Regions from separate parts of the Mus musculus genome. Here all the other regions are linked to region 2. Evidence: chromatin loops called from intact Hi-C (ENCODE). Cell type or tissue: gastrocnemius. All regions are shown on one strand.

Region 1 (8,000 bases), 89 kb before region 2:
TGGCTCATGGTGGCTCTCCAACTCCAGGAGCTATTCCAGTCTCCTCATGGGCGTCTTAAAGGCTACCTATCCCAGACCACAAGTGACCTCATCCTTATTATCAGAGATGGAGATTAAATGTGACATTTTACCTGGTAGTCTTCTGGAGGAAGCTGGATAAATGGTTCTTTAGAGGGTTGGTTCTACCAGTATGAGGCAAAGGGTATGAGGTAACATAGTTTGTGCTGAAATTTGGGACCTTTTCATGAACTCTTCTGTCACCAACTGGCTGTTCAAAGGGAGTACAATACCCTTCCCAGCTCCACTTCTTACCCCAGGAGCTGGAGTCTTCTGGAAGTAGATCTTTATCAGCTGGAGCCCAGAAGATCCTGTTTTCTGAGCCTTCCCTTAGCAGCTGTGGCCTCAGGGTCCAGTCAGGTCTGGCCTGAGAAGCCCCACCTACTGCCGGGATTTGTGTGCTCATGCAAGTGTGCGTGCCTGTGTATCAGCCTCTAAGCCCCAGAAAGCAAGCACTGTGTTCTGTGGCAACTAAAAGCCTTTGTTTTTCTAGATTCTGAAAACAGATGCTGTGCCCCCTGACTTTTGTTTAAACTAACCTGGAATTCCCCTTCTCATCTTGTTCTCACTTTTTTTTTTTTCCCAAGATGGGGCATGAAGAAGAAAAAGGTAGAAGGTGTGGTTTCAGGGATAGCTTTGCCTACAGGGAAGGCAGAGGACCTCCTGGGCTGTCCTGGGAAGGGCTATGGGGAAGTTTGCTGGCATTTTAGTTCTTCCGCCTCAGGGCCCATTATTCTCAGACCAGGTGTGACTCATGCCATAAAGCTCTGGGATGGGCAGACCTTAAAAGAGAACTGGAAGAAACTTATCTGTATATTGTGTAAGCCAAGATTCAAGATATCCCCCTGTGCCAGCATATTGCACTGTGCCAACATGTTCTGCCTAACCAAGGGGCTCTTGAAGAGCCAAACACCAAAGCCTCCCTAAATTTCTTGCTACCCCTAAAGTCTGAGATTTCTCAGAGTCCCCTGTTTGTGACTTTCATAATGGCCCAGAATGAGAATAAACGGGCTCACAGCTCTTATCCTTTGCAGGCAGTGACTTTGGGCCAGCTCTTGACCATGAAGGTTACACCTCTCATTTAACTCTCTTTACAAGCCGAATAGACTTACACACACACACACACACACACACACACACACACACACACATTTTATAGATGAGGAAGTCGAGGGTGAGAACAGTTGAGGTCTTGATTAAAGTTTTACAGTTGGTAAATCATGGAGCTAACATCTGCACCCAGGCTTATTTCACTTGCCCTGTGCTTTTTAATCATTACTGTGCTAGTTATTTCCTATAGCCTGTTCCACAGACTTGTCTTTTTGGCGTGTTCCTTTGCCACCCTCTTTTTTTTTTTCCTTTATAACTACATACCAATGCTTCTTGAGAAGTTTTCCCAGATGATTTGAATACCTGACTTTGTGTCTGGATGTTCTTGCATCTCCGTGTCTCCTTTTTTTTTTTTTTTTTTTTTTTTTTTTCTAACACTGGATTGTGTTTTTAAGCTACCCTAGGCAAATTCTAATCACATCCGTCTTGAATCTCCTCCCATCCTTTGTAAGCCTTGAGCACCAGGTGCAGTCTCTAGCCCACAGTGGGTTCTTAACACTGTCCTTCAGTGTAGAACCACTAATTGCATTATTGACAAGAATCATGATAACCAGAAGTTTTGACCCCAGTCACTGTACTAAGAAAGTTCTTGAACACAAGCTTCACACCTATTCATCCTGGAGTCCTATCTCTAGGACTCTGTCTCTGCTCCACCACCCTAGACTTTCACCCTCCACACTATTTAATGGCGACACTCTATGAATGACCTACTAGGTTGACTGGAAGGAAGTTAATTTAGTAATAACTGGTTAGACTAGGAATTGAGCTGTGTAGCAAACTCCTAGAAGGACCTGCCCCAGGTCAGAGCTGGCCAGCCATTACTCTGTTTGTCAATGCTCAGAGACAGTCCTGGAATTGACATTTCAAGGGTGCCCACTCCCCATGCCTTTAAACTACAGATGTGTGAGCTGTTGTCTCAAACTTAAGGGCTCTACAAATGTCCTTGCTGCCTCCTGTATCAGTTGGCTCAGAAGTGTCCACTTTTAGAATCTTCTTAGTAGAGAACTCCCCACCTCAATTAAATACAAAAGGAGCCTTTCATTTGAGCTTTTTGCTGGGAATATTTGCCAAATGCACCCAGAGTGAGAATGCTGGGGCAGATAGGGTAGAGCTAAGCATCCTGTGAATAAACTCGACTAGTGATTTTACAAGCATTGTTCGAGAACACAGCAAGTAGAGCAGGCAACGGAGGAGTGTCGGAGGATGAGGAAAAGATAAGTGCTTGGCTACTGTTTGTTTGACACGTGAGCCACACAGAGTGTTTAGTTAATATGTGTGAGCACTTGACCAAGGTTCTGCGTATATGTACACACTTCTGCCGTATTTAAGAAATGTTGCTAACAACTCTCTCAATGGCTCTTCAGTCTTATCATGATTTCTTTCCTTCTTCCTGGTTCAGAAAGTCAGGAAGAAATAGAAAGGAACAGGTGGCCACTCCAGAGTGTGCAGCAGCTCCTTCAGGCAAGGTCATCAGGAAGAGAGGGACAATTTGCCCTGAGTTCTCTCTCTTTCAGAGTGTCTGTCTGGGAATGTGTTGGGGGGAAGGGTTTAGTTCCAGAACCGCATGTGTCTGAATTTCCATTCATTACGGTAGGCTCTTCATCTTTACAGAAGTGACATCCTTCTTCTTAATAACAATGATAATAACAGTAAGAAACAACAATAGTACAAACAATAGCAACTAATGCTTTTCTGCTCGTAAGTCCATAAGCTTCAGCATTTTAGTATATTTACCCCTCGTAAGAACTCTGTAAACTAAATACTTTTGCTATCTCCATTTTACAGATAGAGAAACTGAGGACAGAGGTGTAAGGCCCCACAATATGTTGATCACCAGAAGGGCCAGCTACAGGACATGCTGGCTTGGCATCTACACTGCTTGCTACTGTTCCTGCCACCTTGGCTATAGAGCTGTGCCAAGTCACAGCCTTTGCTCTGGACATCTTGTCTGCTCTCTGTTGGCTCTCAAGAATCACAGTGCAATTCAGGACTGTGCAGTAGTCTGGGTCTGCCTATAGACACTATGAAGATGAGTCAAAGCTCAGTAATATCTCGATAGTAAATAAGCCTGCATGTATGGTAACTGGCATTTCTTTGGTGGTGATGTGTGTGTTTTAGGAAGAGAATTAAAAGGACGCAGCCACAAGTCACAGGATAGCAAGTTAAAAATAAGAGGGTTCTTGGCACTGGTTTTACAAGCTTGGAAGGCTGTATTGAATGAACTCCTTGGTCTCACAGAGCCATTTTGGATTGACTCTTGATTTCCTCTTGATCTAGGAATGTGGAATACAGAGACATCAAGCCAGTGGCTTGCAGAGACAAGCATAAGTGTCTGGGAGTCACACAGGAGAGTCCAGGTTTGGATTGGCAGATAGGGAGGTAGGCAATGCCAAACTTTGTATTTCTACCTCTAGCAGACAAGTGGGTCTAGAAAAATTGGAACAAGTTTTGAGAAGAGAATGAATCATTTCTCTGGGTGAGCAGGATTTGGAGAGACAGCAATGAAGGTGTGTGGTAGAAGCTAGCTAGGGAAGAACAGACAGCTAACATTTCTGGGTCAGCAACAGGCTGGAGACAGAAGCACCCTGACCCAATGTCTTATCTAAAAAGGATCAAATCCTTGCCTTCTGCCTCTAGAGCCAGAGAAGAATACACAGAATTGTTTTGTGAACTAGCACAAAGGGAGAGGGGTTAAACTGATATCTGCATAGCTAATCTCTTTACTTCATGAACTAGGAGGTGGTGTGACTTTACCAAGGTCACATGATTCACAGAAATGGAGCTGTCTTAGTTTTTGTTTCCTTTGCTGTGAGAAGACACCATGACCAAGGCAGTTCTTATAAAAAACAACAATTAATTGGGGCTGGCTTACAGGTTCAGAGGTTCAGTCCACTGTCATCATGGCAGGAAGCATGGCAGTGTCCAGGGAGACATGGTGATGGAGAAGGAACTGAGAGTTCTACATCTTGACCCAAAGGTAGCCAGGAGAAACCTGGAGCTTGAGCATTAGCAGTCCTCAGAGCTCACCTACTCAGTGACTTACCTCTTCCAACAAGGCTGCATCTATTCTAACAAGGCCACACCTCCTAATAGTGCCACTTCCCATGGGCCAAGCATATTTATACCACCGCAGAACCCATAAGAAGGCACAATGGAAATTAAAAGAGGTTGTGAAAAGTTCTATATGCCCAGGAAAAAGTCTCAGAGAATTCTGAAGGGGTGGTATTTGATCTTAATGGTGCTAGACAGGTGTGGGAACCCCAGGAGCATTCTGGGAAGAGGCACACAGTTTTTTTTTTTTTTTTTGGTTGTTGTTTGTTTGTTTTGTTTGTTTATCAAGAAACTTTTTAAATATAATCCCCACCAGAAGTCCTCTCAAAGGATAGAACTATCTTGAACCCCATTTTCTAGATATTTTCTTTTACTTTGGTGTAGTTGATATCTTTAGCTGTGGGTAGTTATACATGTTTGCATATTTATATCCAAGATATCACCATGAGATGTATGCTATGCTGATGATTCAAGTTCACAGGTCTTGCCTGCTCTTGATTGGAAGTCCCTGAAAGCCAGAAATACCAAGCCAGGTTCATTGATTTGTCTAGGCCTAAAGTAAGTAATTCACCAAATAATTCTGATTTATTCTGAAACATAGCTAATTTATTATTAATTAATTAAAAACTAATTTCAGAGCAGGTATGGAGACATGTGCATGTTCATATGTATATGTGTGTGCGCGTCTGCTCATGTATGCATGTGGAAGTCAGAGGACAACTTTGGGTATGGCTCCTCAGGAGGTGTCCACCTTGCTTTGTGAGACAGTCTCTTCTCACTTGGATCTGAGGTGCAATAATTAGATGAGGCTAGCTGGCCAGTGAGCCCTAGGGACTGCTTGTCTCTTCCTTTCTAGCACTGAGATTACAAACATGTACCCCCGTGCCCTTTGTTTTAGGTGAGTGCTTGGGTTTGAACTCAGGTCCTCATGCTTGTGCACAAGTGCTGTACCAACTGATTCATCTCCCCAGCTTCAGAGCTGCTTTTAATCCCACTTTGTTAGTACTTATGCTATAAGGAAGACAGTTCCTTATCATCATATGATTTGCATGAAAATCAATAGAAGTGTTTTAATGAATACAACCTAAGTTTGTCTCTTCCTTTTCTCCACCAGACTCTTTCCAAACCTTTAAATCATTGGTTTACTCTGTCATCTGCTCAGACACAGGGTACGAAGCCAACTGATCCAAACTAGGCAACTGTTATCTATCTGGAGTGTTGTCCCTCCTTTCTACTCTTACCCAACTGCTGGCGAACTGGGCAAGAGGGCAGATTGGCTTCAGCCTGGAGGCCCGGGTCACAACTGTACTTTCACACTTCACATCATTTGGGGATCTGGTTCGGAGAGTAGTTTTCCTAAAAGTTCTGTTCTGGGCAGGGAGACGGCTCAGTCAGTTAAGGCATGGCCTCACGAGGAAGACTTGAGTGTGGATTCCCAGCATCCACATTAAACAGCTGGGCACACCTGTAATCTCAGTGCCAGAGAAGCAGAAGATGGGTGCATCCCTGGTTCACTGGTAACCACTGAAGCCAAGTAGGTAGTCGTCAGCTTCAGTGCAAGACCATGTCTTGAAAAGTCATGGAGAGTGACTGAGAAAGAGAACTGACTCTGACCTCTAGTTTCCTCACTCACATACACACACACACACATACACACACACTCACACACGCACTCACACACACACACATACACATTCACACACACACTCACACATGCACTCACACATACACACATACACATTCACACACACACTCACACATGCACTCTCACACACACATACACATTCATACACACATACACAATACACACACACTGACACACACACACACATACACAAACATACATATACACACACATATACCATCCCGATAAATAATAAACAAACACTGTTCTGCATAAAGCATACAGCTAAAAACCAGTAGCAGAAATGTTAATCTTGGATAGGATGCCGAAAAGCATGAACTCCAGATTCACGCTCTTTCCTTCCAGCCTCATTCTCTCATGGGAACACAGCCCTGCACTCACTGGAGCTCAGGCTTGCAATTAATGAAACCATTCTGGGCGGCTCTCTGTTACTATGGTTTTAAAGTTTCTTCACTTCACTTACAATTACAGTCTTTTTCCAAGATAAATGAGACCTCCTTCTTGCTTGGAACTTATTTTAACTACCTGTTTCGATCGCTCAGTCTCAGCTCACTTTTGACATTTGTAACTCGAGCTACCTGGGGCTTCCGAGAATAGCAATGGTCTTGCTGATCCACTGTTCTCAGAGCATAGCGCTGTCTAAGCTGATCGCCACAGAGCAACTCCAGGGCTGTCGGGAGCACAGCTCACGTTCAGTTGACCAGAGGGTTAGCTCCACACCCAGTCTGCAGGGAATGAGGGTTATTAGGGACCAGCTTGGGTGTCTCAAACTCCCAGCTCATCTCTTTGAATATTGCCTGCAGGGGTTGGGGGTGGGCAGAATTCTCCCCTTTTGCTAAGTAATGCACTTGTTTATTGTTTTTAATTATTACTGTTTCAGGTCATTTGTCTCAGGTCACTTGTCCCAACAGCTTTGAGGCCAATGACATCAACATAATTACAGTAATCCCAAGGAGTCAGCAATCTCCTAAGAACCATTAGTTAAATTCATTCTTGTTCCCCATGTAATTAATCACCCGGGTCCCATAGGCCTGCTTTCAGACACTGTATTTACCAAGTTTAAAGTTTCCCAGACTCGGGTCTCTGGAAAGAAAACTAATTTCCCAACTGGGATGCAAGTCAGGGGAGGGTACAGCTCCTTCCTGTTCGGCCTCCTCGGGCCCCAGGACCAGGGTTTTCTCTTGTAGCTCACTGCTTGCTTCCCTTCGGCCCGAGACTGCTCTGCTCAGCTGCATTTCAGCCCCATTCCTTTCAGTTTCCCAAGTGAAAGTGTCACTGTTTCCGAGGGGAGCAGTGATTCTCTATCACACGATTTGGGTTATCATTCTCTATATTGTCCGGATCGCAGGTACTTCCACGCGCTTTTATTACCCAGCACTCACTGTAAGTGTCCCTTTGGGAGTCTTTAAGCGGTTTATAAACAGTCTTCAAGCTAAGAAAACTGTCTACAAGCATCTGAGCTAGCAGTAGCCACCCCCTCCCCCCAAATTAAGGGTCCAACCATAATAATATCAGCTGACATAATTTACTGCTAACTTATTAGAAGAACAACGGTTCAGCGATCATATTTCATGCTAATAAGCATCTTACTGAATAGGTACAGTTCCATGTGTGCCTTCATCTTGAAGATGGTGTTCAGGGATGTTCAGACTCTTACCCCAGAGTCCCTCATATAGCAACAGGCACTGGAGAGAGCCGAACCAGACAGTCTGATGGTGGGGTTTGCACCATCATCTGTATCCCTGCAGCCTGCCTCAGAGTTGTTCCATACTGTCTCTGTATGGAAATGTGCTACACAGTGTATGATAGGTCACTTCCACGGACTTTGTGAGATGTTTTCATTTTAGCATAAAATTTGCCATCGTCTTTAGGCCAATGGTCTACTCCTTGAAGGTCATCCATCTAACCATGAATGAAAGACACTGTAAAAAACACCATCTGTTATAGACAATACTGTTTTTCCTAGGATTGAGCAAGCAGGCATATCCTCAACTCAGCGTCACTTACATATGTTCCCAGCACAATAGTCGAGACTCAACTCCCGAGTGATGAGACTTTAGAATCTTTCCTGACAAAGCTGATGGGTTGATTGATGATGGGCTACCCTCCATTTTCCAACTAGTTATTCTGCAGCTAG
Region 2 (8,000 bases):
TTTAATTGTAACCCCCCCCCCCGCGCCTCCCCCCTCATCACTGTGCTATGTCTGAACTAAGGCATTCTTAACCTTTTTAAATTAGGCATTTAAGTGGCTCAGTTGACTGTCTTCCCAGTTTGCATACTGAGTTTGCTGGAACAGTCAGCCTTAGCACGTTAGTGGCAGTCTGTGATCTGCATAGTTCAAGTGCAAACACATCAGCTCTGCCTTCGGAGGGGGTGACCTGTATGTTCAGTGCTGAATATTGTTATCTTTATTAAGGTTAATAGGAGCGAGGGCTAACATTACCGAGCGTTTTCATGTCCCCAGCGCTGGATGCTTGTAGGTAGGCTCAGGCAGTTAACATTTGCCTCCACCTTACAAGGGGATCCCCTCCCCTAATTTTAAATATAAGGAGGTAACAGGTGGTTAAGGACTTGCCCTGAACAAAGGTAGGTTCTGTAAATAGTCAGGCTGCAGAGTCTACCTGCTTCCCACAAAATCTTTGTGCCACAGGACAACATAAAGAGCTTGTGATTTTCAGGTCTCTTCATAAACAGGAAGATGCCCCGTCTTTCACTGTGACCAGATTTCAGGTGAAAGGGACGCAAGCAACTCTCCCTTGTATCTCTCACAAACCTTCCTGGAAAGGAGGCTCCATTTTCAATATCTTTGTAATACAGCTGCCAAACTGACCCACATGAGGACTTGTGTGGACAAAGAGCATTATCTGACATTAGTCATCCAGAGAAGAGGGCTGATGGATCCAGAACACACACACACACACACACACACACACACACACACACACACACACACACACGAACGCACGCACGCACGCACGCACGCGCACATGCACACGCAGAGACAGAGACAGAGAGAAAGACAGACAGAAAGACAGAGAGAGACAGAGACAGACAGAGAGAGACAGAGACAGACAGAGAGAGACAAAGAGACAGAGAGACAGAGGCAGAGACAGACAGAGACAGAGGCAGAGACAGACAGAGAGACAGAGAGACAGAGATAGAGAGACAGAGAGAGGCAGAGAGAAAGAGACAGAGACACACAGAGAGAGACAGAGAAAGAGAGAGAGAGAGAGATATTACAGACTATACCTCTAGCTCTCCTGGTCTTGTTTACCAGAGGACCAATAAGTGTTTCAGAGTGTCTGGGAATGGGGTGCATTGTTGCCTTCCTGATCCAGGGCTAGGGTAAGCAGTGCAGACCCAGAGCAGGACAAGTCAGACCACTGGCTTCTTATACATAGGGGACTGTTTGTTCTTACATAATGAATTTCTTTTGTTTTCTTAAGTGTGTTAAAAAAAACATTTGAATGTATCTATCTATATACCTCATATATTTAAGCCTTTATTATTATTTTTGGATGGGGTCACCCAGCTTCAAGGGGCAGCCATGACAGTGGAGTGAGCTAAAGCAAATGCAGAGAGGAGCCTTTTGGGACAGAATACTAGTCACATGGCAGTCTCCCGCCTTCCTCCCTGTGTAGATAGTTCTTTGGCCAAACCTTGGAGACTCAGGACTGGACTTTAATTCACATGTGGTACTCCTGTATATCCCAGGTAAGGTAAATCAGGGGACAAATGTTGAGCTGCCTCCTGTCAAGGCTGCAGATAAGGCACGCATATCTTTAAATGCCCATTGTATGCACTGGACGACGACACTATGCATACAAACGAGGATCTGTTAAGCTAAAAATTAAAGCCTTGCTATAACACTGTCTCTGGCCCAATCAACGGTCAGTTTCAGGGGTTTGCTCAACTCTTTCTGAATCTTCTAACGCTGGAGAGAAAAGAAAACAGGGGCGGCAGGGTGGGGGTGGGAGGGGGGCATCCTCTGGTGAATAGCTTGCCATGAGAGCCCCACTACAAGCTGCCAGAACGTGCCTGCTGTTATCCAGAGCCTTCTAGAAAAAAAATATGTCAGCCTGAAAATCCTTTACTTTGGAATGCAGAGACTCTCAGGAGCTATTTATGATAATTTTTACATGATTTTCCAGCCTATTTATGGTAAGCAGCTTTATTAACAAACTGTCCACGGAAATATTCATTCAAATTCACAAACTTCAGAGAAAGCTGCTCTCAGCCTCTTGTCTCCCTGTATGGGACAGCAATGTGCATAAGTAGTGAAAAAGAGGCAGTAAGTCTTCCTCGGCCACAGCAGCCTATGACCCTGATGGCTCTGCTCCCACTTAGAAGCCTGGAGGGCACAGAGCTGGGGCTGCTCAACCAGTCTCTGAAACAGCAGCCACCTGGCTCTGGGGGAGGGGATTGAGCAATGCTTGTCTCTCAGCAGAAAACAGCTGAACAGTAAGACTAGAGAATCAACCAATCAAGCATGCGCCAATCAGTCAATCAATCAATCAATCAATCAATCAGTCAGTCAGCTAGTCAGTAAATCATCTTATTCGAGCTTCTTGTTAGGATTAATCCGTTTTTGCTTTTGATTTGCCAGCTTTTGATTTTGAACAGAGATGTTCAAAAATATTAAGGAAATAAATAAATACATACATAAATACATAAATAAATGGATAAAGGGGCAAAATCAATTCAGCAAACAAAATCTATCCATTAGCCAAGTGCATGTTTTCTAGGCTTCCTGAATGGGTTCCCTTCCGCATCCGTTTGTAAACATCTATCCTTTGAGGACCAGGGAACTACCTTTGGCAGCAATCCAGCTGAGAAGGCTATTGCACTTTCATATCTAAGGGCTCCTCTCTCAAGAGGGCTGCGCCACGGAAGCCGAATGTTCCAGAAAGATCCGCAGGCAGGTCTCCAGACCTTGCAGATCCCGGAGCAGAAAGGTTCTCTCAGACATTAGCATGTAGGGAAAACACCATCAGGCTATTGGCTCAGCTGGGAAACTTTCCCATAAACTGTCTTATCCTCTGAGAGCCCCAGGGAAGCTTCTAGCTTCTTTTCAAGGAGTTGTGACTTTCCTTGAGTGGGGGTGGGGAGGCACATTTACAGGAACCCAGGCAATTCAAGAGGGGAAACACACGGACTAAAGCTTGAATCTCCAATCAGCTTGTACTAGGAGGCTTCGGGGCATTCTTGGATAAACAGACCGGACTACTCTCTTGGGTTACTCTCCCCCGCCCACCCTCAGACCCCGAGTATAGTCCCGAATCCATAGTCCTTATTGGGCTACGTTCTTCCTGGACAAAAACCTAGGTACCCAACTCCAGAAGGTGGTGCCTGGTTTCATCTCTGCAGCCCGCGGGTCGGCTTGGCTTGAATGCCCAAGGTCGTGGTTGCAAGTAGTCCCTAGACCCGGGTGAGATAGATAGACAGACCCGGATGGGGCAAAAGGGGGTGTGTATCCTACTTTTACCCAAGTTACTAGTTTCATACAGAGGGCCACAGTTTTGGAAGGCTCTTGGCCACAGTAGACCTGCAATCTTCAAACAATGATCATAAGCTTGACCCTAACCTGGGCCGCTGCCCCTGTGACTTGTTTGTGCCGCATCATCCCTGAGCCTAAGTAAAAGGGACGCCCGGAGTTCCAGAGACCTCTAAGTCCCAGAGCGCTAACCAGTCGGGTTGAGCGCACTCCATGATGAAGCCCTCCTAGCAGCAGCTTTGTCGGACCCCTGCCTGGCCTCTGTATCCCACGTCCGGACAAACCACTGGCAAGAAGTGATGTCTGGGGCTGTAGCAGGTGCTCCCCGGAGACCCCAGCAAAGGAGAAACCACAGAAACCTTTCCTCTCCGTGCGGAATTCTGTGTTCTAAGGCGCCAGCTAGCCGGCCACCTGTTTCACAGAGAACGAATTTGTGGGGGGCCCAGGATGCCACAGCAAAGACCCAGACGTCCCTCCCTTCCAGGACTGCCAAAACCGCACACCTCAAATCTAAGTGCGCACACCCCTGCAGACCTACCACCCTCCAGTGGTGGCTTATTTCTTGGTGTCGCCCCTCTTCCCATCAGCCGGACCCTGTGCTGCCTCCCCCATGCCCCGCTCTTCCTAGGACCGCGCCAAGTACCTGCGGTGAAGATGCAGAGGGCGATGAGCACCTTGCAGACCATATTACTCTGGTGCTCGGTACCGAGCTGGATGCGACTAGAGAAGAGTTTCCTGGGTCTGACCAAGTGCTTCGGGGCACCGGCAGCTCCTCTTCGGACCGGGTGGGCTACGGGAGGAGCGGGGACGCCAGGCGCGACGAGTCCAGGCAGCTTCGGTGTCTGGCGGCGCAAGGCGAAGTGGAGGTGGCGCGGAGAGTCAGCTGTGTGCCCTGCGGCGCCAGGCGCACTTCTGCTCCATCCCAGCTGCCTGAGCCCAGGGCCCGCCTGCGCCGTCGCCAAACCCCTCCCACCCGGCCCTCCTGCGAGGACAGGGCCACCCCCTGGCCTTCTCTCTCCTGGCGCACAGGTCCCAGGAGTCCCGGCCCAGAGCGGCCTCTGCTGGACAGCGGGAGCTAGACTTGAGCTTTTAGTGGATTCAGCCACAGCTCAGGGAGCTTTGCACTGTCCTGGAAGCTAAGGCAAAACAAAGTGTGAGTGGGTCCCTGCCGTTAGGTCGCTTATGAAAACTCCTTACCCTTAGAGAGGCGACCTCGAGGTCACCTCAGAGAATCAACACATTTCTTTCCAAGTATGGGATGAAGACCTTTTCCCTTCATTTCTGCAAACAGCCTTCTGTGTACATTAAACTCTCACCGCACTTCCTGGTGCCTATTCAACTTCCTAGCCAGAAGAAATACCACTATCAGGTGATATATATGATCCCCAGATAACTGAACCAGCCGTCTGATTAGTTACTATGCTAAAGTTCCTTCTACTAACCCAGAGACATAAACCTTACTATTTCCCAGGTAAGAAATCAAAGGCATTAGAAATTAAGGAATGTGTCATGTTCATATAGTTTGTAAGAATTGTTTGTACATCAGGCCTATGAAAACAATGTAATAATAATAATAAAATAAGTTTTATGTAATAATAATTAGTGCTAATAAACAATAATAACAGATAACAATAATTTCTGAGAAATGGCAATAGGCTATGTGTTGGACAATGTACATTCACATACTACCCAAGTCATTTACTTCCCGTAGTATCCTCATACAGGCAAGTATCCTCATTTTCTGGGTAGGAAGTAACTTTAAGTTTAAGTGCTTGCCCAGGCCTTATAGTTAGGGAAGGGTAATCAGATCTTTTTCACCGGGGGCTCCTTCTCCATATTGAATGCCTCCCCAAAGATCAGGGCTTCTCCAAAGTGGAGTCAGACCTGGCCTTTCATTTCATTCTTTTTGCGCCCCCTGCACCTCAGACATTCATAGTCCTCATACGGGCTGCATGCCACATCCTTCAGCTTGGTGCAGTCTGAACCTGGTGGCCCCTGGTCACTAGAGCTGACAGTTGTAAGAGAAAAGGGACCCTTCCTAAGGCATTGGAACATTTGGTGCCCTCAGCAGCTCTGCAGAACTGTTTTCCTGTCGTTTGGTGTGTCGTCTTCCATCTTGTAACAGGACCCGCTCTCTCTCAGCCTGGGTTCATCACTTTAGCAGCAGCCAGGCCAATTCTCAGCCTCACCTCGCCAGCACCACTCCCAGATCTTGGCAGTACTTTCGCAATAGACTACACTGGGCTCATAATTGTCCTTCTTCTCTATACATGTACTGATTCCTGTCGGTATAGGAAGCAAACGATACTGCAAGCAAAAGCTGAACTGCCTCTCCTGCTTCCCTGGTTAGAAGAACTGGCAGACGCAGAGTCTTAAACACATTCCCGGAAGCCTTCTGGCCTCATGTCCTTCCCGTGTCTAGCCAACCTGTGTGATTAGGAAGCTTGTGGACATCTGGGCTTTGCTTGTCACAGAGTCTGCAACCACACATGGATAGAGCTTGGTAGTGACACTCTTTAAGGCTGGTGCTCTTCTTTTTAATTTTTAAAAAAAAAGTTTATTTAATTTTTTTTATTCCCCTCCCAGCCCACCCTCTGACTGTGCCCCATCCCATACCTCCTCCCCATCCCCCTGTCTCCAGGAGGATGTCACCACCTCCCCCTCCCCTCCACCAGATCTCTAAACTCCCTGGGGCCTCCAGTCTCTTGAGAGTTAGGTGCATACAGTCCTCTGCTGTATACATGTTGGGTCCCTCATATCAGCTCATGTATGCTGCCTAGTTGGTGGTCCAGTGTCTGAGAGATCTCAGGGGTCCAGGTTAGTTGAGACTGCTGGTCTTCCTACAGGGTCGCCCTCCTTCTCAACTTCTTCCAGGCTTTCCCTAATTCAACCATAGGGGTCAGCAGCTTCTGTCCATTGGTTGGATGCAAATATCTGCATCTGACTCTTTTAGCTGCTTGGTGCGCCTTTCAGAGGGCACTCATAATAGGTCCCTTTTTGTGAGCACTCCATAGTCTTAGTAGTGCCAGGCCTTGGGACCTCCCCCTGAGCTGGATCCCATTTTAGGCCTGTCAATGGACCTTCTTTTCCTCAGGCTCCTCTCCATTTCCATCCCTGCAGTTCTTTCAGACAGAAACAATTATGGGTCAGAGTTTTGACTGTGGGATAGCAATTCCATTCTTTACTTGATGGCCAGTCTTTCTGTTGGAGGTGGGCTCTACAAGTTCTCTCTCCCCACTGTCAAGCATTTCATCTAAGGTCACTGGTCTCTTTATACAAACTGATTTAAGTTAGTGACTCTGGCAGATCTAAAGGTTTTTGAAGATGACATTACAGAAAAATTTACCCATTTGAAATACAACAAACTTCTCTCTAGTGTGCAAAGCCTGTGCCCTCTAACCTTGCTGTGGTGATGCTTGGCTGATTCCCACATGCTAACCGGTTATGATTGCCAAGGATTTTAATTGTATTGGAATTGAGCTGAAATAATTTCTTTTATTAAAATCGTTCATTTTGGTGGCTAATTAAAACTTAAATTGATCAATTTAATCAAAGCATGTTTGCTGTTCACTAGACCTTAAGGTTGGCTGTGGAAATAGATTTTTTGTAATATCCGGGGTAGACTAAGTTCTACTGCTGAAACAAGTAAACGATAGGCAGTAACAGGTAATTTATCATCCAAGTTTCCTGCAGCTCCAGGTTACTAAGTCAGGTTAGTGACAGGCTTGTCAGGGACCCTGTGTTATACCAGTATATGAACATCTGCTCACATACTTAGTAAGATGGGGAGGAGAGAAGGGAAAAGATTAGGTGCACCATTTAAACGTTATGCTAAGAAGTGACACTATATTACTTTGTCTATAGCATGGCTCAAAATTCTTTTTTTTTCTTCCAAAGAAAGTTTTATGTGACCCCACATATATAACATAAATCAAACATTTACTAATCATAATCCATGAATATATTTATTAAAAACAATTCTCTGGTTAAATATAGTTTTGCTGTTTGTTATAGATGAAAGCAAGGTAGCATAGAAATGGCACAGGTTTGTAGGCTTAGATTTTTCAAAACCTACTTTAATTATAGTTCTCTAACACTTCAACCACCTCCCTTCCAGCCCACCACCCACCAGAGGTAGAGAAAAAAGAAAGGTTACTAGGAAACAGGGGTTGTGGACCTGTTTAGAAGTAGTTCTTTGAGGTGATTCCAATCTTTATTGTCAGTAGTCCAGTCTACCAGCAAAACACCAAACACGAATCAGCAGTAGCAGCTCCGATTCAGAGGAAACTCTGAGCCTTCACCAACCAGCACCAGTCCACAGCAGTGACAAAATAGTGGAATACCACCAGAAGTTCTTTGCTGTATTTCTCTCTACAAAGTCATGACAAGTTATACTCTTTCCAAACATCACATGCTTTTTCACCAGGCAGCATCTAGAAAAACACCACGTGTCTGTTCATATGTCTGCTTCAGCAAAATCTCCTCTCATAAGACAGTCTCCAGAAAAATGTCACATGACACAACTGAGTCTCCAACAAAACCAGAAATTCCCACTTCAGGTGTGTTTGTTTAGCTGGTTCTATAACGAACCATCACTGAACATTGGTTCTGCTGGTTACAGAGCACCCCTAGCATTTCTGAGAGGACCAGTATCTTGT
Region 3 (8,000 bases), 250 kb before region 2:
GCTTCATGCATAAAATTGGTAGCGGTGGGAAAATGAAAAAAGTTAATGTACAAATATAGATCACGATTCTAAAAATGTGTCAAGAGAGTGGGGAACACACTGGGAACAAGGGATTGATGGGGAATATAAAACAAATATCTACAAACCATCAAGGCTCCGGTAAAGCAGCTGGTCTTGGCATTTGGAGTGAATTTGCTTTGTGCTGGATATCTCTGGCCTGAGTAGCTGTCAGAGTATCTGGGTGAAGAAGGTAGTTTTCCATAAACATCACATACTGTCATGTCACTGGCTTGTTTTCTCTTCTCCAAAGCAGAATATTTTAATGTTTTGGCGGGGGTGGGAGAGGAAGAGAACAGACCTCCTGTTATAATGAATTTATAATAGATTATGATGAGTTATGCAAATCTGATAATAATCACAGAGCTCCGGGTTTGCGATTTCCAGTGCTAATTAGTCTTGAGTGGTTTAGCCGTGCCAGAGTTCACGTGATCACAGACACCTCTGCAGTTTCATGGTTTGCCACTTTGTCATTTTACCTCTGGGGAATAAACACGTATTAAAGGCACGGCTAGCGATGTGAAAAAGTTCATAGCTTAAGAGCTTGTACTTGAACTTCACTTAGGGAGGGAACCGTCTTTGATCAGGAAAATCTGTTAGATGAATCACCTGGGGTAAGGTGAGCGCCTGAAAGACAAGGACGACAGGGACTGCAGAGATAAAGGATGTGGAACATTTCAGGAGCATTTCCGGTGAGAAGAGGAAGTGGCAATCGGAGAAAGAGGAGACAGGATGGGTGAGGACGCACGGGGTTACACGGTGGGAGGTAGAGGCAGGACCCAACGTTGGAGAAACCGTTCACGGTCCTTGGGAAACAAAACTGCTTAAATTTAAACTTAAGTCGCTTCTAAGTATCTCTGAAATCTAAAAAAGAAATCTCTGACTGGAATTTCTGGGCAGGCTGGGGCTGCTCTGAGGTTGAAGTCCCAAGAGGAATGTTATGAGTGTGACAGGCTTTCCTTGACCAAACTCGATTGGGCTCCTCTGGGATTTTCAATTAGGCTCTGTCTGTGGGATTTTAGTGCCTGGGAGTCTGATTTAACTGCTGCGGTCCTCCGTATCCGATTGAAGACAGTCCACCACTCAGTTTAACCAGACCTACTATGTGTAAGTATTGTTCTCACAAGCGTTTGTGCGCTGACCCCAGTACCCTGCCGCTTGCCTATACTGTTTACTTGCGCCTGCTGATATTGTCTTTGAATACAATTTGGCTTTACCTCTCCCCAACTAATCAGCCCTGGGTTTCCTTAATCAGCAGGTCAGAGCCAGCTGGAGCCTCAGTAGAGAGTGTAGAAGCCTCCGACACCCCACGTCTCAGAAACCTACGAAAGACTGGAGATTTGTCGCACATCTGGAAAGATTAGTTTTAATCTAGATAGTAAAAGAAGGAATCGAAAAGGCATGCTAGGAGTGTGAGTTCAAATCTGGGTTACTGTCCATGTTATTAACACCACCTTGGGCAAATTCCACAGACCATAAGCCTGGCGGGAAAATGAAAGCAATCATAATAACAGCTACTTTACCCGAGGTGCAGGGTTAGGTTAGAGGAGAGTAAAGCATCTCTGTCTGTCTGTCTGTCTGTCTGTCTGTCTGTCTGTCTGTCTGTCTCTGTCCCTGTCTCTCTCTCTCTCTGCATTTTCTTGTCTAACCCCCTCTCCCTTTCCTCTTTCTTTCCCTCCCTCCCCCCCTCCCTCCCTCCCTCCCTCCCTCTTTCCTCTTCCTTATCCCAGTTTCCACCCTCCCACCTCAGGCATTTCTGCAAGGTTGGATGCTATATTGAAAAAAAAAAGTCTATTTCTATTTCATTTCTGGCCATAATTATTTTCTTCAGTTCAGCCAGTAAACCACGCCAGGGACTGTACTCTTCAAAGCAGTGATGGGGCATGATCAGGATGTGTCTCTGCGCACGAAGACTCTTCTTGTCTTCTTAGGATGGCGAGAAGTATTCTTCCTCAGGCTAGCAGGATTATCTTCCCCCACCGTAACTCACTAGCACATGGTTCCTAAGGTTTTGACATTAACTTTGGCGGTTTGGAAATGTGCCTGGATCATTATACTGAAGGCTCCTCTTATTTATGTAACCTTTCAGAGTTCACAGAGGGCTACACACAGCACCTCATGAATAAAGGCATCATTATCTCCATTTTGTAAATGAGAGCCCACGGCTCAGAAAGGTTAGTCGACTATTTACATTGCCAGATGCACGATGGTTATGACTCAGAACTCAGCTTTTTGACGTCTCTTCCATTCATTTTTGGGAAGAGGAAGGGATGGTCTCCAGATTCTAAGGTTATCCGTAAACTCCTGTCTGGGGACAGAAGAGTAGGGGAAGATAGCCTGGACTTCGTTTCTCTAGCAAAGGAGTGAATTCTATTTAGGAGCAGTTCATCTGCCCAAATTGAATGTAGTGGTCCACCTCTGATTTTCTATATTTTCTTTGCTCAGATCCTTTTGAAATTTGTGATTTATGTTTGTCAATCAGCTTATAGAACCCTGCTCCTGAAAAAAAACATCTAGCCAGGTCCCCACTATGGACTGAAGGGCACCGTTCCCTCCAACTTCCAAGCTCCTTTCCTCATAGCTCAGAATATCCCTCTTGCCTGGCAGATATGTTAAAAGGTCACATCTGAGGGTCATTTGTGTGATTATGAGGTGACAAAGCTGTGATTTATAACACCTTGAAGGACAATGTGTTGGAAGAGGGTCTGGCTCTTGGTTTAAAGAGGAAAGGCAGAAAGGGTGGGGATTATGTCATTAGTGGGAGGCCAGATTGCTGGGTAAAAAACTTACTGGGCTTGGAGCTTTAAAAAACACTGGTGGAGTTTAGAAGCCATGGCTAGGATGAGCCTCTGTAAAAACGTCTAAGATCAGGGTGAATAAGCTATAGCAAGGAGCCTGATTTCTTGGTAGTTTTGTTTGTAAGACGTTTTGCCCTGGTGATTTGGGAAGGCTAAGAGAACACTAGACACATTCGTCAGGTGTCATCTTCACTCACTGGACAATCTGGCTTCTTAGAGTCTTAAAGATCATGTAGGGCACATGTGTGTATACGTGTGTGTATATGTGTGTTTATACACCTGCATACATGTGCTTACATGCAAGTAGGAGTCTGGACCCCAGGCTCATGTGCACATTCCCCTATGGTAATTGGGAAGGGTGACAGAAGTCTGGTCAAGGATTAAGTTCAGGAAAGGTAACACGTACCCCAAAGTACTTAGCTTCTACAGAGGCAGGACATTTAAAAATCCATGTATAAAGACTTATCCACAAGTTTGTTTAGTATCATCTAGGATTTCTGTCCTCAGGAGTGTGTGCTCATGTGTGGAGAATGTGAAACCAGACACTAATGTGCGGGTCTTCCTTCATGTTGCCATAATTGTTGTTCTGCAAGCGGAAGGAACATTCTCTAACACGGATATTGGAAGTCCGCTTGAATGAGCCTGCTCTCTTTTTCCATCTGATGGAAGGGGAGGCCAGGAGGGTGACCCAGAGACGTGCTGTCCTGACACGTCTCATTTCAGCCTGGCATAATGCATCAAAGACTCACAGAGGAAACTGTATCTGTCCCCGTGCCCCTGAATATGTGCTAATGATCACAAAGCGTCTGGAACTGGGACACAATGGCAACACCTGGCAGTGCTAATTAACCACGTCAAGATTTGAAGTAGGTTTTCTCAAGGCTTTCAATCCGGGCACTCACGGTTGCCAAGGGTCTCCCACAGCAATTAGGAGGAAGAAAACCATCCAGCAACCTCCATCACAGTCACTAATTGATATTTATTGGGAGCCTCAATATCTTGCTTTGCTTTCCAAGAGGAAACAAATCTGGAATTACGTGATCATCGGTGAAATACTTGTGAGTTCAGTGGCAAGTCAGAGGAGGGAATACATGGATATGGATTACTGACGCTGTCCTGAGAATCTCTATGCAGACAATTTACTTCTCCATGAAGAAATTGTAGCTAAGGTCACATCAACCCCCTCATCACTGGAATGTCAGCGATAACCTTTCTCTTCACTTTCTATAACTGAATTCAATTCAATTCAACTCTATTCAATGTGAATTGTTTTGAATCAACTTTATTACATACAGATTAAAAAAAAACACAGAGCTAGGCTTTTGTGGAGGAGTTATAAATTAGTTAAATAAGATGATTTTGTTTTAAAAAATACATACTAGCTAAGATATCATGGTTCTTACTTTTACTTCTGCAATCTCAAGCAATCTTTTTTTTTAATTTAATTTATTTTTTTTCTCATTCACTTTACATCCTGCTCACTGCCCCGCTCCTGGTCATTCCCTCCCACAATCCTTCCCCCTCCCTGTCCCCCTCTCCTCTGAGCTGATGCCCACTCCCTCGGGTATTACACACACACACACACACACACACACACACACACACACACACACCCGCCACACCCTGGTACTTCAAGTCACCTTGAGGCTAGGCACTTTCTCTCCCACTGAGGCCAGACAAGGCAGCCCAGGTGGTAGAACATCCCACACACAGGCAAGAGCTTTTGGGCTAGCCCCCATTTCAGTTGCTTGGGACCCACCTGAAGACCAAGCTGTACATCTGTTACACATGAGTGGGGAGGCCTAGGTCCAGCCCGTGTATGTTTTTTGGTTGGTTGGTTGGCTGCTGGAGAGCCCCAAGGGTCCAGGTTAGTTGACTCTGCTGGTCTTCCTGTGGAGTTCTTATGCCCTTCAGGACCCACAAACCTTCCTTCTATTGTCCCATAAGAATCTTCAAGCTCCATCTACTGTCTGACCAAGCAATCTTGGACAAGCTACTCTATTTTCCCAAGGTTAACATTTTGACTGTCAAATAAGTGTAACTGAAGCCATAATTGGGGGATTATGCGATTTCCCCCCACTATTTTCCTTCATAGGAGTGAAAACATTTTTTGCTAGAGATCTGGTACCCAGCTTTCTTCACCTCATGGTCTGTCTGTGTGGCTTATGTCTCTTCAGGAGCAATCAAGAAAACCTGGAGCAGAGAGGAGTACTGAGCCAGAACAAGGTTGTATGAGAAATAGGCTTCTGAGTGTTTATTAGGCAGAGCCCCTACACTCAGCAGTGTGTATGGGAAAGTCACAAAAAACAGACATGTTAGCCATCTGAACTGTGGCAGATGTGAACCTGCATGGGTAGACGCCGAAGGACCTAGATGAAGGCTGAGCCAAATGAAGGGAAAATCAAGGGCAAACAGATGCGAAGCAATGGAGGACTTTGGCTTCCACCAACGATGGAGTAACGTGAAGTAGATTTCCTCTTTACCTCGGATAACCAGTCACACCACAGAAAAGGAAAACAGTGTGTAAGACCCTGGACACGAGACAACCAAGGACAACGACCCTGAATAATAGGGAACTCAGCAGCCGAGACCCAAGCACCGTAGCTTCTTTTGAGGGTTTCCAGGCCAGAGCCCAGGGAGAATTGTGAGACTACAGAGAAAGCATTTGTATTTCTTTACACTAGGGCATCCTGAATAAATATGACTGAACCTTGGATCCAACCTGGGGGGGAAAATCTTAGACACTAATTTATAACTCAATGGATGACGGAAACTCCAGAGGGATTTACCTAACTCCAGAGATATGTGTTTATATCTTCAGAGGGGAGGAGTCCTGGATCTTGAAGGCATCTCGGAGTTGTAAAATTCGAGACACTGGGATTATCTTTTCTCTGGGGAGATTTATTTACATTCCAGGAGGTTACGCTAAGGCATTTCCAAGGGGGTTCTCTCAGAAATAGGAAAAAGAAGGAACCGCCTTTGTCTTTTGCACACAAGCAGAGAATGGCTTTTTGTGTCCTTTACCTACTGGTGAGCCTGTTGCTCACAGAAAACAGTTTTTCACATCTGCTTCTCATCATGTCACTCTGGGGACATTGGGGAATGTTGTCACGATGCTATTCTGACTGTTGATCATGCTGCAAGTATAAGAATCTGTCTGATCCAAATATTTCTGAGAGCATTAAGGGCAAAGCTAATAATGACAGAACATCAATAGTGTAACGGAGGGACCTGGACAGAATTTGATGGGCTCGCTAAGTCAAGGAACTGGTACCAAGAGCTCGGGGGACCATGTTGGAGTTTGTAGGGCTAAGTGACAAAGAGTAAGAGCTCCCTGGGGGACAGCCATGGCGACCAGTGGGAGCATCTCGCCTGAGAACTTAGACTTCTGATGGTCATTGTATTTGTGCAAGGAACTACCTTAAAGTGAAACATAACTAAAATGATTTAAAAGCACAGTCCTAGGCTCTCATGTGGGTCCAGGAATGCTATTAATTTCTAAAATCCAGACTAAAAGATTCTTACTTTGCAAAGCATAAAGTAAATACTTAGAAAGTTTTCCCAAGGGGTGGATAATAATTTGGCCAGTTACTAATAGAGACCTGCCCAGCAAATAATAAATGTGATTCCTAGTAAGATATAACTCCTTCCAAGTGACAAAACTTCACCCCAAAGCATAGATCAGAAATAAGAGGAGAAAGAGTTTCCCACCACCCAGCAAGCAAATGCTGGCAATCCTTATCATTAAAACAAAGCTTACTAGGTATAGAAGGAATTGGGAAACACGAGCCATAATGAGGAAAATAACCAAAGCTAACTCAGAACCAGAGTAGATATTTTATTAGAAGGCAAATAAAATTTCACAATTTTATTCCATATTTTTTTAAAAGTTAAAGAACAGGCAGCACAACTTCCAGATAGCGGAGTGGCCTCAGCTGCGAGCCGAGCGGTGGCGGCAGTGCCCCTCAGGACACCCGCAGATCACCTTTTCCCCGCGACTTCATCAGGGCTGAGTGCTGTGTACCGGTATGCCCACGGCTGATGTGTATCCCTCCACTGTATGCTGACCTCGGCAATGTTGCCAGAGACATTCTTCAACAAAGGATTTGGCTTTGGGTTGGTGAAGCTGGATGTGAAGACGAGGTCATGCAGCAGTGTGGAATTTTCAACGTCTGGCTCATCTAATACAGACACTGGTAAAGTTAGCGGGACCTTGGAGACCAAGTACAAATGGTGTGAGTATGGTCTGACTTTCACAGAGAAATGGAACACGGATAACAGTCTGAGGACAGAGATTGCAATTCAAGACCAGATTTGTCAAGGTTTGAAACTGACTTCTGACACCACCTTTTCACCGAACACAGGAAAGAAAAGTGGTAAAATCAAGTCTGCTTACAAGAGGGAGTGTATAAACCTTGGCTGTGATGTTGACTTTGATTTTGCTGGACCTGCCATCCATGGATCAGCTGTCTTTGGTTACGAGGGCTGGCTTGCTGGGTACCAAATGACTTTGTCAGTGCCAAGTCAAAGCTGACAAGGAGTAACTTTGCAGTCGGCTACAGGACTGGGGACTTCCAGCTACACACAAATGTAAATAATGGGACAGAATTTGGAGGATCAATTTATCAGATAGTATGTGAAGATTTTGACACTTCAGTAAACCTTGTTTGGACATCAGGTACCAACTGCACTCGTTTTGGCATTGCAGCTAAATACCGGTTGGATCCTACTGCCTCTATCTCTGCAAAGGTCAACAACTCTAGTTTAATTGGAGTGGGCTATACTCAGACTCTGAGGCCTGGTGTGAAGCTTACACTATCTGCTCTGGTAGACGGGAAGAGCTTTAATGCTGGAGGCCACAAACTTGGGCTTGCCTTGGAATTGGAGGCTTAATCCAGTTAAAAGAAACCTCTGGGAACGAATACCAGAAGATTTGGCCTTAATATATTTCCATGAGACCAGCAGGCTCCCCCTCCCCACCCCTCCCAGAAGGTGATCATGAAAGGATGATTAAGCAAGAGTTGTATTTTAAATATTTAGACAGTCATTGTTGGCTGGTTCCTAGTTGGATGATTATCTAGTTATCAGTGCTGCCGTGGTGTGGCCTCCTATACATTATTTAAATGTACTTAACTGTTAACCGTG

Evidence for each region. Peaks named below come from ENCODE experiments on the same cell type or tissue, not always from the same donor. Only the 100,000 strongest peaks of a DNase experiment are listed, where the experiment ranks them.
Region 1: it touches region 2 in a loop (3-fold over the local background); 2 of 42 quality-filtered maps call a loop at or near these places.
Region 3: it touches region 2 in a loop (2.5-fold over the local background); 3 of 42 quality-filtered maps call a loop at or near these places.

Annotation. Positions count from the first base shown.
Region 1 is chr5:91,602,499-91,610,498 of GRCm38, reverse strand. All of the region lies in intron 2 of Parm1 (prostate androgen-regulated mucin-like protein 1), which reads right to left. Among named protein-coding and RNA genes, the nearest start is that of Parm1, 89 kb to the right of the region's middle. In gastrocnemius, no CTCF peak of the experiment used is centred here; a DNase peak (open chromatin) is centred at 3,061; H3K4me3 peaks cover 1,096 bases; H3K27ac peaks cover 6,956 bases.
Region 2 is chr5:91,513,943-91,521,942 of GRCm38, reverse strand. Parm1 (prostate androgen-regulated mucin-like protein 1) reads right to left here and starts at 4,243. Exons shown (of 4, transcript NM_145562.2): 1 at 3,986-4,243. The coding sequence starts at 4,028. In gastrocnemius, a CTCF peak has its summit at 4,397 (motif pointing left); DNase peaks (open chromatin) are centred at 2,235, 2,714, 3,279 and 4,313; H3K4me3 peaks cover 2,404 bases; H3K27ac peaks cover 2,351 bases.
Region 3 is chr5:91,760,441-91,768,440 of GRCm38, reverse strand. 1700063O14Rik (RIKEN cDNA 1700063O14 gene) reads left to right here and starts at 1,141. Exons shown (of 3, transcript NR_045383.1): 1 at 1,141-1,164; 2 at 1,313-1,469; 3 at 1,889-2,199. It also overlaps the pseudogene Gm7832. In gastrocnemius, no CTCF peak of the experiment used is centred here; no DNase peak of the experiment used is centred here; H3K4me3 peaks cover 256 bases.